Linked DNA regions of Homo sapiens: regions 1 and 2 are each linked to region 3. A link is a contact called in ENCODE Hi-C or POLR2A ChIA-PET data. All regions are on one chromosome and are shown on one strand. The core of a region is the stretch at or near the end of the contact, and the rest is flanking DNA. Distances in the headings are between cores, read along the strand shown. Region 1 overlaps KIAA1217. Region 2 overlaps KIAA1217. Region 3 holds the start of KIAA1217.

Region 1 (3,502 bases), core at 635-3,134, 140 kb before region 3:
CCACCATGCCCAGCAAATATTTTTGTATTTTGTTTTTTAGTAGAGACAGTGTTTCACTGTGTTAGCCAGGATGGTCTCGATCTCCGGACCTGGTGATCCGCCCACACCTCGGCCTCCCAAAGTGCTGGGATTACAGGTGTGAGCCACGGTGCCCGGCCAGAATATTATTAAGCCTTAAAAAGGAAATTCTGACACATGCTGCCACATACGTGAACCTTGAGGACATTGTGCTAAGTGAAATAAACCAGTCACATAGAAAAACCCAAACACTTTCAGTAGGTTTATGATTTTACCTAAACGAGTTGTCTAGAATAGTCAAGCTCACAGAGACAGAAAGTAGAATGGTGGTTGCCAGGGGCTGGGAGGATGGCGGGGATGGAGAGCTGTTGTTGAATGGATAGAGTTTCAGTTTTACAAGATGAAAAAGTTCTGAAGATTGGTTGCATAACAATGTGAATATACTTAACACCACGGAACTGTACGCTTTAAAATGGTTAAGATGGTAATTTTACGTTATGTGTATTTTACTACAATTTAAAAAATCGTAAAGTTGCCGATAGTCAAATGAATAAAATGAGAAAGGGGGAAAAAAGCGACCCCCCCACCCAAAAAAAATCACCAACTCCTAGCCTAGGTTTCTCTACAAAGTATCTAACTATATAAGGAAAGTTCAAATGGCAAATTATTCTAAGCTTCTTATTTGTGTTGCAGAGGCAATTCCTTGCCTGTATATTTAGTCACAGTTAAGTCTTATCTTAACAACTCTCTCCAAAGGGGACTGGATCTGCACTCAATCAAGTCGGACTGAAGATCTTAGGTTCATTCATTTATTCTAATGGTCCCGTTAGTGTTTCCATAATGTTTTGATTCCTTGAGATCTTAAACCATGCCCTTACCTCAAATGTTGGGCTATGTATGGATACCCTTTGGATAGGCTCACAGCAGTAGGCTGCAATTTCTTTCTGTTACCCTTTTTATTTGGAATGACTCCTATGCGTAGATAAATATTGCCGTATTCCTACGAAGTGGGCAGCTCTGTGCTCCATGCGGAGGGGAACTCAAGCCAAGCACTACAGCTGTCCCTAAGTGCCATCTGCCATGATCTGCCGTGGCTTCTACCACCCCCTTTTTTGTGTGTGTTAGGAGGAAAATGAAGTTCATTTTCAATGCTAACTGTCAGTGAAGAAATCACTATGCTTGGTGTCTTGAATTAGTTGGATTGAAAAAAGCTTTTTCATATCTGAAGCCAAAGAACAGACTATATACCCCTTTTGTCACACACCCATGTTGCTTCTCTGACTGGGGTGTGGAACTAACGAGTGCCTATGCCTCTTTGTTCAATTGAACAGAAGCAACCAAATTGCCCATTCAGTTGATGATGGATTAGCCACCTGGATGGTTGATATTGGATTCTCTGAGATAGTCTGCAGAGTTGATTCTGAGATAAGAACAGTTCTTAATTGTATCAACTAACTGAATCCACAGTCTGTTTTAATTCAAGATCCAAGACACATTCCTACCATTAAACATATGGAAGACAGATAGAAAGAAATCTCATTTATTTTCTCGCCATATAAATAGGAAGGTCTCTCCCTTGAACAATAACATGTACAAATAAGGAGATTTTTGAGCAGGGGCTATTCCCTGACCATGTTTAAGCACAGATCTGTTTAAAATTAAAAGTTACATTCCTGTTATTAAAAGCTCATCCTCTTTTAGAAAATACCCAATCAGTTCAGGAGGGAAAAAAATCCTTCACTGTGCACATTATTAACTCATGGAAGGCTTTAGGTTTCCACATTCCCCAATAATAAGGTCAGAACTGACTCTTGGACTCTACCCCAAAACCTCAACTTCCTGCTCTGCAAGAAGATTTACCTCAGAGAAGGAATAGGTCTCAACTGTTGCCAAAGCAAAGACATTTATACGAAATCAGTCAGATCAGGGCAACTGGTAACTCTATTCGATGTGCCACATTCTAAAAGACAAAGCGCAAGAAATACGAACAGTTTTCTGTCTGATTGTCTACAAATGTGTGTGTGAGTAGGTACAGTAGATTTATTGAACGCTGTCCCAGAAGTGAGATTTCCAGATAAGACATTTAAAAATATCCTTCTAGATGCTATTTTTAACATTATCTTATTTATTTAAAATTTTGTTTATATTCAATCTTGTTAAGCTTATTATAAGGGCAAAATTAATTCTTTTTGGATGATACAATGTCATCGTGAACACTAATTCTGGTGTTAATAGAGAAAATGGAAACAAAGAGGCCTCTTCATTAAGCAGTTTCAAAACAGTGAACTGAGCAACCAATTTTGCAAATCTTCCCCCTGCATGGCCCATAACTAAAAATATAGTCACTCAAACATCGTAGAATTGGAGACGGAAAAACAGCTCAATGGAATGAAACATAGAGTTCAGAAACAGACCCAAACACAGGCAGAAATTTGGATCTCACAAAGTGGCATTTCAAATCAACAAGGGAAAAGATTAATTATTCAGTTCGTGGTAGTGGTACTGTTGACTAGCCACTTGGCAAAAGAAAGAAAGCTAGATCTCTATCAAACTCCTTGCCTCAAAATAAACTGTAGAAGGATCAAATATTACAACGTAAGGAAGCTAAACTCTAAGAGCACTAGTATAGAACACAAACAATGCTTAATATGTAATATTAGGACAGGGAAGTTCTTTCTAAAAATACAATTCCAGAGGCAGAAATATGAGAGGAAAGATTTCTGAGGTTGATTGCATGAAAATTTTAAATTTCTATGGGAAAAATACATGCAAACTTTAACAACTGGAGAAATATTTGCATAAAGTGTGAAAGTTAATTCCTTAATTTATGAAGTGGTCTAAAAATACCCCCCAAAAACCTCATCATCCAATTAAAAATGGGTAAAAACACAAACTGGAGCTTCGCACAAACACAAAATTGACTAACTAATATAGGAAAATATACTCTAACGTCAATGATTATAAAAATGTAAATCAAAACAATGAGCTTTTTTTACTCATTGGGTTAGCAAAACTTTTAAAAAGTTAATATACAGGATAGCAACTATCAACTAGCATTCTTATATGTTGCAGAATATTATATATATCCAAATAGGTCTAACATTTCTGGTAAGATTTGTAAACATTTTGAACAATCAATTCTACCTTTAGAAAGTTATCCTGTGGAAAAAAATACCCAGATATATGAACAGACCATCCAGTGCAGCTTTGCCTTCGTAAGAAATTGGATAAAGATGGAAATGCAGGAGTTGCAGTTAGAGAAAGACAGAAACTAGAAAAATAATCATTTAAATTAGCATAGGGAACTGATTTAGTAAATGATAATTCATATGATGGTAAACAATGTAATCATTAAAAACTGAGTCGGCCGGGTGCAGTGGCTCACGCCTGTAATCCCAGCACTTTTGGAGGCAGAGGTCGGCGGATCCCCGAGGTTAGGAGTTCGAGACCAGCCTGGCCAAGATGGTGAAACCCTGTCTCTACT
Region 2 (3,359 bases), core at 391-2,890, 220 kb before region 3:
TATGGTGGCATGTGCCGGTAGTGCCAGCTACTCGGAAGGCAGAGGTGGGAGGATCATTTGAGCCCAGAAGGTCGAGGCTGCACTGAGACATGATCATGCCACTGAGGTCCAGCCTGGGTGACAGAGCAAGACCCTGTCTTCAAAAAAAGAGAGATGAGGCCAGGCATGGTGGCTCACACCTGTAATCCTAGCACTTTGGGAGGCCGAGGCAGGTAGATGACCTGAGGTCAGGAGTTTGAGACCAGCCTGACCCACGTGGTAAAACCCCGTACCTACTAAAAATAGAAAAAAATTAGCTGGGCCTGGTGGTGGGCGCCTGTAATCCCAGCTACTTGGGAGGCTGAGGCAGGAGAATCGCTTGAACCCAGGAGGCGGAGGTTACAGTAAACGGAGATCGCACCATTGTACTCCAGCCTGGGCGAAAGAGCAAGACTGTCTCATAAAAAAAAAAAAAAAAAAAAAAAAAAAAAGAGAGAGAGAGAGAGAGGGAGAGAGAGATGCTTTTGTTTCTAACTGACTCTCAATCCCATCAATAGCAGGAGTCCATTTAGCTTAATTTTGGAGGATATTCAACTGGGGGCCCTGGGGAAAGGCCACCTGGAAAGTAAGATCTTTGGGTAAAGGACAACTCTTTAAGAAATGAATGGAAAGTGAAGATGCTTCTCAGTCTCTTTTCTTATGGAAAATAATACAGAGCCCACTGCTTTTATTCTAACTTGTTATGTGTAAATAACGACCCAGTGGGATCATTACCTAAAATGTCCACAGGGTCTTTCTATGGAGGAAAGAACACTTGAGGGGGAATTGGGAAAGTTCCAATATGAATGAAGTACTGCCTACAACTCTTAAGACCTCGATCAGGTCTCTCCGCTACCTTTTTGGGCCTTAGTTTCCCTAACCCTTAGATAAAATGGTGGACTGAATCATTTCTAATGTTCTTTTCAGATGTAGCATTCAAAAATCTGTGGCGGAGAAATTTGTCCTCGTTTTTATAAGCTATACCCTGTAAATGAATTGTAGAAAACCAGATAGTGAAATCATCTGACTGGGTGAAATAAGCCCAACCAATCAGGATAATGAATCTGCTTTCTTCACTAGGATATAAAGAAATTAGAATTTGGTATAAACTCTATGAAAGGGATATGATGGACCAAACAAAAAACAAAAAACAAAAAACAAAAAACAAAAAAACACTCTAAATGCAATATAGTGGGTAAAAAAAAACCCCTCAAAAACAAAAAAACAAAAAACAAAAAAAACTCTAAGGCAAAATGGCAGGCAAAAAATGATGTCACAACTTACCTTACATCATTTAATTCATAATAGACATTTCTGCTTTCATCTTTGATGTAAATGGCGACACTGGGCGATTCCAGCATTTTCATGGTGAGCTGCTGTGGAAAGGCACTTACGAAGAGAGCACGGATTGTGTCTGCACTTGTGATTTCATTCGGCATCCTGAGCTGCTTGGTTTCATCTCCATACTGGAGATAGAGAACCCCTGCACACAAAGGAAACAGTTATTAGTCACAGGTCAAGACTCAGGGGACACACAGCACAAGCTGAGCCACTTCTTTCCTGCTGCACTTAGGAACGTTCAGGACAAGCTTGGCAAGCATGTAACAAGAGATCTAGGTTTGGAATTTCCAAGGAATGCACTGTTTGGTTATTGTGTAAGTACTCACCTTCGTTCTTTGAAGTCCAAGCAGGTGTTAAAGAGCCTAATTTTCAAAAATTCAAGGGCTGGGTGCAATGGCTTATGCCTGTAATCCCAGTGCTTTGGGAGGCCATGGCAAGAGGATTGCTTGAGGCCAGGAGTTCGAGACCCACCTGGGCAATGTAGCAAGATCCCATCTCTTTGGAAAAAAAAAAATTAGCTGGGTGTGGTGGCACATGACTGTAGTCTCAGCTACTCAGGAGGCTGTGGTGGGAAGATCACTTGAGCCTCAGAGTTGCAGGCTGCAGTGAGCTATGATTGCGCCACTGCACTCCAGCCTAAGTAATAGAGTGAGACCCTGACTCAAAAACAAACATGCAAGAAGCAAACCTCTGGTAGCCTAAAGCAAAAGACAATACTTGGCCAGGCTCGGTAACTCACGCCTGTAATCCCAGCACTTTGGGAGGCTGAGGCAGGCGAATCACTTAAGGTCAAGAGTTTCAGACCAGTCTGGCCAACATGGTGAAACCCCATCTCTACTAAAAATACAAAAATTAGCTGGGTGTGGTGGCACATGCCTGTAATCCCAGCTACTCGGGAGGCTGAGGCAAGAGAGTTGCTTGAACCTGGGAGGTTGCAGTGAGCTGAGATCACGCCACTGCACTCCAGCCTGGGCGATAGAGTAAGACTCCATCTTAAAAAAAAAAAAAAAAAAAAAAAGGACGATACTTAATTCCTTGGAAAGGTATATTTAGAAATCTGACCTCATAGAGTGATTTTTTTTCATGTCTTTCATTAACTAGGAACACAATCATTATAGCCATGGGTAAGCTACATAGCTTAAATCTGTCTAGTCCATTCAGAAACATTTTCAGTGGAAATGCAACAAGATTTCTGTGGTTCTAATACATATTTATTGAATGTTCATATCGTGCTAGAATCTGGCACCTCAATGTTTCAGAAATAAAATGGAAAAAGCACAGGATCCCAGAGTTCCCAGGGGGTATGTGGGCCCCAGTGCACCCTGCCTCCTAGCACTCACCCATCTGTGGAGAGCAGCTCTGTTCCACGTTGATTCTGGGCTTGGCTGTGTGACTTGCTTTGGCCAATGGGATATTAGCAAGTGTGATGCAAAAGGAAAGCTTGATATGTGTTTGCACCCTGGAGTTTGTCCTCTTGGTGAGCTTGGTTTGGGGATGTTTCCTTTCAGAACTCAGCTTCTGAGGAGTCCAACCCAGCCACACGGGAGGTCACATGCTGAAGAACCACCCCATCTAAGCGCCCATTTTACAGCTGGAACCACTGAGGTTATGTGGATGAGCCGTCTTGGGAGTGGTCTCCCCAGCCCCAGGTGAGCTACCCCAGCTGATGCCAGCAGAAATGAGATGGCCCCTCCAAGCACTGTCCAAATTGCAGAATGATAAGCAAATAAATGACTGTCATGTGAAGTCACTATGCTTAGGGTGATTTGTTATTCAGAAACAGATAACTGAAACAGGATATCCACAATCCTGACACTGAATTTGAGTCTTGCTTTTTGTGAGAATCTACTGGGGGTGAACTACTACCACTGGAGTAAACTTTGGAAAGGGAGACTCAAAAGAGAAAAGAATGAATTCCGGTTCAATATGGCAGCCCATGTAATACATTTGTCTCTGCTTCCTCCAGAAATTCCATTAAAGTGACAATAAGGGATACAAAA
Region 3 (3,448 bases), core at 16-2,515:
GAGAGTGCTGTGCTTTGGCAGCACGAAGGCAGACACTTCGACAGATGACTGTTCAGACTCAGGGATTCTCCAGCCATTACAAAACTTCAAGTTTTCTGCATTTCACTGGGGGATTTCTATCTCTTGTCATTGTAAGTTCTCCTGACTGGCTTAGCTTTGCATTTTCAGCGTGGATGAGTCATGTGTTACTTCCCTTTCACATTTTCATAAAACACACACCTTTTCCCCTGTGCATAATCCCTACTCCCACGCACAGCACTGCACTCCCGCACGTCTTTTTGTTGTGTACTGGCCCCTGCATGAACCTGAGGGAGGGTGGGGCGGGTGGTCCAGGGCTGTGTGGTTTATGAACATGCTGCCTATAGGATCCCACAGAATCAGCTCTTGGCATCACAGGCATCAGATGCCAGAGAGCAGGGACCTCCTCTGGCCACCCAACCCGGTGCGAAATTTCTTTGGAACAACATAAGCTTCTGGAAATTCCCTACGGAAAAGACAAGTCTATTATAAACACAATTAAAGGGAAACTGCCTGGAGAAAATTTACCAAAATTGTCCAACAACTCCCAAGTTTTGAATTAAAACATAAAAGAAGATCCAGAGTTCTATCTATCACCCAGATGCTCAAGCCCTCCCCTGCTGCTCGGATCTGTAAAATAAAACATGCCTGGTTTCTGTGATTTAACTCTAAAATTCTGCACAAACTTTGCAGCCAGCATGCATCTGCCACATGGAATCCCCCAACCAATGAATGGAAGCTGCGGTCCTAGAGACAGTTTCACAAAAACAGCTCCTTTCTCCCGTGGCTGGAGCCCCGGGGGGAAATGATTAAAAGCTGCTTAGTGATTTATTTGTCATTGCTTAGAGATACAGCTCATGCTGATGGCTCACTGCACTACAAATGTGACATCACCCCACCACCTCTTTTGCTGCTTAAGAAAATCGTGCCAGAGATAAAGTCAAGCCTAAGAAATCACAGTTCTCTATGCTCTACTCAGTTTGGAAAATGTACCATCCCAAGAAATTGCCTTTTTTTTTTTTTTCCTTTGCCGGGTCCCAGAGCTGCAGTTTATAAAAAGCAGCAAGCGGCAAGGGGCACGCGTCCCTGTAACTCCATCTTTGAATGGGTCTGTTACTTACCCTGCATCTGTCTTCTGTCTGCTGAGTAAGGAAGGCACGGCTCACATTTCTGGCTTTCATTTTCTTCCATTGTCTCTGCCTGCCGCAAAAGCTCCTCGCTCTCTGGAAACTTCAGAGCGCAGTTCTAAAAGCTCCCAGAAAGCGCCTGGGAGGGGGCCCGGGGCTGGGGAGGAGGGGACGGTGCGAAACCCCACCCCAAACTATTTTCCACTCCGGTGCAAAGTCTCCCTCGCCCGAGAAAACTGCATTCCAGCGCGGGGCCTCTTGGATCTCCCCTGCCCCTGGCCCTCCGTCCCTAGGTCTGTCCGTCCGTCCGTCCGTCCGTCCTCAGGCGCGCTCTCCGGGGACTGGGGGCTGGGCTCTGCCAGGGCAGGGCGATGCGGGGGTGTGGGGGGGAGGCCTCAACAGGTGACGGCCTCTCCTACCCACAACTGGGCCTGCCTGGTTCCACTGCTGCAAACCACCGAGGCTCTGCAGCCGAGGAAGGAAAACATTTCACACATGATTAAGGCCGAGAGCCTTCGCTGGGAGCCAGTGCCCTCATCTCTTTAATCTCAGAGGCAGAGTGAGCCTCCCAAATCGGGTGATCCACATATTAAAAAACAGCAACCTGTTGAACCTCCCAAATTTCAGTGAACTCCCTTAAAAAAAAATCCCAAACAATTTGAAAGAAAGAGTATATGCTGAGTGTTGTAAGTAAGCACTTTCCGGCACTAACTTTTTAGGGCCCGATTAACATCTATGAAGAGGTATAGCGTCATTTGCACACAGTCGATTTCAATCACTTAATCTGGACTTTTTAAAAAAAAGTTTCTACGTACTTGCTCACTTTCTCAGACTCCTCCCTCCCCCAACACACTTACACACACACACACACACACACACACACCCAGCCCTTAATCACAAATCTGAAAGGTAAACTAGTAAAGTCAATCTTCTGAAGCTCTCCCAGTTAACGACTCCAAAAATCTGAAAGACAGTGAAAATGCATTTCTTTGGACAGGCAGAGTTACAACCAACATACTTCTCCTTTTAAACCACCTACAAATATTTATTTTGTTCTTTACCCAGTCCTTGAAAAACTGGCAGAGTTCCCAGAGAGTGAAAATAGGAGGCATGATGTCCGAAAAAAAAAAAAAAAAGAGGATGGGAAAATAATTTAGGCAACATTAGCTCTGCGATGTCAGATATCTCAGAGTAACACAGTAGCTAGGAGGAAGAGCGCGATTTTGTAACCTGTAGTAGCCCCGTCACAGGAGGGGTAAAAAAGGACAATGGTTAGTCTGGTGACCATACTTTGCCCCAGTTTACAGGGCATTCCAGCAAGGTTTGAGATTGATTTAGATCAAGAATGTGTGCTGAACAATGGCCAGCCTATGTTCCAGATTGTGACCTCGAGTGACCTGTGTGTTTTGGCAGTGGGGGTGACGTATTTTGGCCATTTAAGACATAAGGATGTGGAAGCACCTAACAGACAAAGGATGTAGGCCAAAAGGAAAGGAGACATACCAGGAAGTGAGTTACACTCACGTCAGGAGGGGAAGAAGAGAGCCCCTCAATTCTTAACGGGATTTTTCTTGAAATCCAAGAAGACGCGGTGAATCTTTCAAAAAATTAAAGCAGTGCCTCGGCAGCCTGAATAGAGGCAGTGGGATTTGCAGGGCAGATAACTTAAGGTCTCTATGACTTTGCAACAGAATTACCTGGCAATCTTGCTTTAAGGAGGAACTAATCTTACACAGTTTCTGTCCTGGTGGCCCCTGGGCAAAGGCCAGATGAATCTAGTTTTAACCTTATTATTTCCTTAGGTGCAAAATGTTCATGAAGGAGGGCCCTGCTGTGTTCAGCCTTTCAGGTCCAGATCATCCTGATTCTTGTATACTGTTGTGTATTTGTCTTTAAAGTATTAATGCTAGGAAGAGTGGGGAGGAGGGTGGGAGAAAAGTATGTGTGTGTGTGTGTGTGTGTGTGTGTGTGTGTGAGAGAGAGAGAGAGAAACACTGTAGCAGGAGATGCAGCAGCCCAAATCAGATGTCCCGCAGCCTTTGGTTGTGACCCCAATCCCCTTGCTCTGGTGTCCAGAGAGCCCGTGCTTAACAGCTCCTACCTGTCATTTGGTGTAGCACAAAGGCAAAAACCCCAGGATGAAGGAGGCAGCAGAGGGCTGCCACAGCCGTTGGCAGCCACAAACAGCACCCTGCCCCAGGGCCCTCCTGGCTAGCTCAACCCAGGCAGAAAAGATCCATTGGCAGATGCTGATTAAGATTTCCTGGGGGCTGTTTGGAAGGTGTCAGAGCAGTCTTTCAGGC

Evidence for each region. A loop is a pair of places that touch in the nucleus more often than their neighbours do. ChIA-PET counts read pairs that join two places held with the same protein, here RNA polymerase II (POLR2A). Pooled maps may share reads with other maps.
Region 1: a loop to region 3 is called in a map of PC-9, with 8 times the contacts of the local background. The contact joins the enhancer-like site here to the promoter of KIAA1217 in region 3. A Hi-C loop is called at or near these places in 29 of 168 maps with a recorded cell type or tissue (A673, Calu3, PC-3 and 17 more), 3 of 37 single-sample maps with no recorded cell type and 14 of 50 pooled maps. POLR2A ChIA-PET finds 5 or more read pairs at or near these places in 7 of 52 experiments (A673, BJ, GM12878 and 4 more).
Region 2: POLR2A ChIA-PET joins it to region 3 with 10 read pairs in PC-9. The contact joins the enhancer-like site here to the promoter of KIAA1217 in region 3. A Hi-C loop is called at or near these places in 2 of 37 single-sample maps with no recorded cell type and 7 of 50 pooled maps. POLR2A ChIA-PET finds 5 or more read pairs at or near these places in 1 of 52 experiments (PC-9).

Annotation. Positions count from the first base shown.
Region 1 is chr10:24,342,838-24,346,339 of GRCh38, reverse strand. All of the region lies in intron 2 of KIAA1217, which reads right to left. Among named protein-coding and RNA genes, the nearest start is that of MIR603, 69 kb to the right of the region's middle. Within about 2 kb of position 1,884, at least 5 of the 41 ENCODE cell types and tissues checked have a DNase peak (open chromatin) inside an H3K27ac peak, as active enhancers do; they include A673, PC-3 and PC-9, where a contact is called at or near this core.
Region 2 is chr10:24,431,137-24,434,495 of GRCh38, reverse strand. KIAA1217 reads right to left here. Exons shown (of 21, transcript NM_019590.5): 4 at 1,303-1,501. LOC124902395 (a long non-coding RNA gene) reads left to right here. Exons shown (of 2, transcript XR_007062090.1): 2 at 2,868-3,105. Among named protein-coding and RNA genes, the nearest start is that of MIR603, 160 kb to the right of the region's middle. RefSeq lists enhancers at 375-1,051, 1,397-2,033, 889-2,088. Within about 2 kb of position 1,640, at least 2 of the 41 ENCODE cell types and tissues checked have a DNase peak (open chromatin) inside an H3K27ac peak, as active enhancers do; they include PC-9, where a contact is called at or near this core.
Region 3 is chr10:24,206,955-24,210,402 of GRCh38, reverse strand. KIAA1217 reads right to left here and starts at 1,265. Exons shown (of 21, transcript NM_019590.5): 1 at 1,140-1,265. The coding sequence starts at 1,209. RefSeq lists enhancers at 447-506, 1-1,079 and a silencer at 797-846.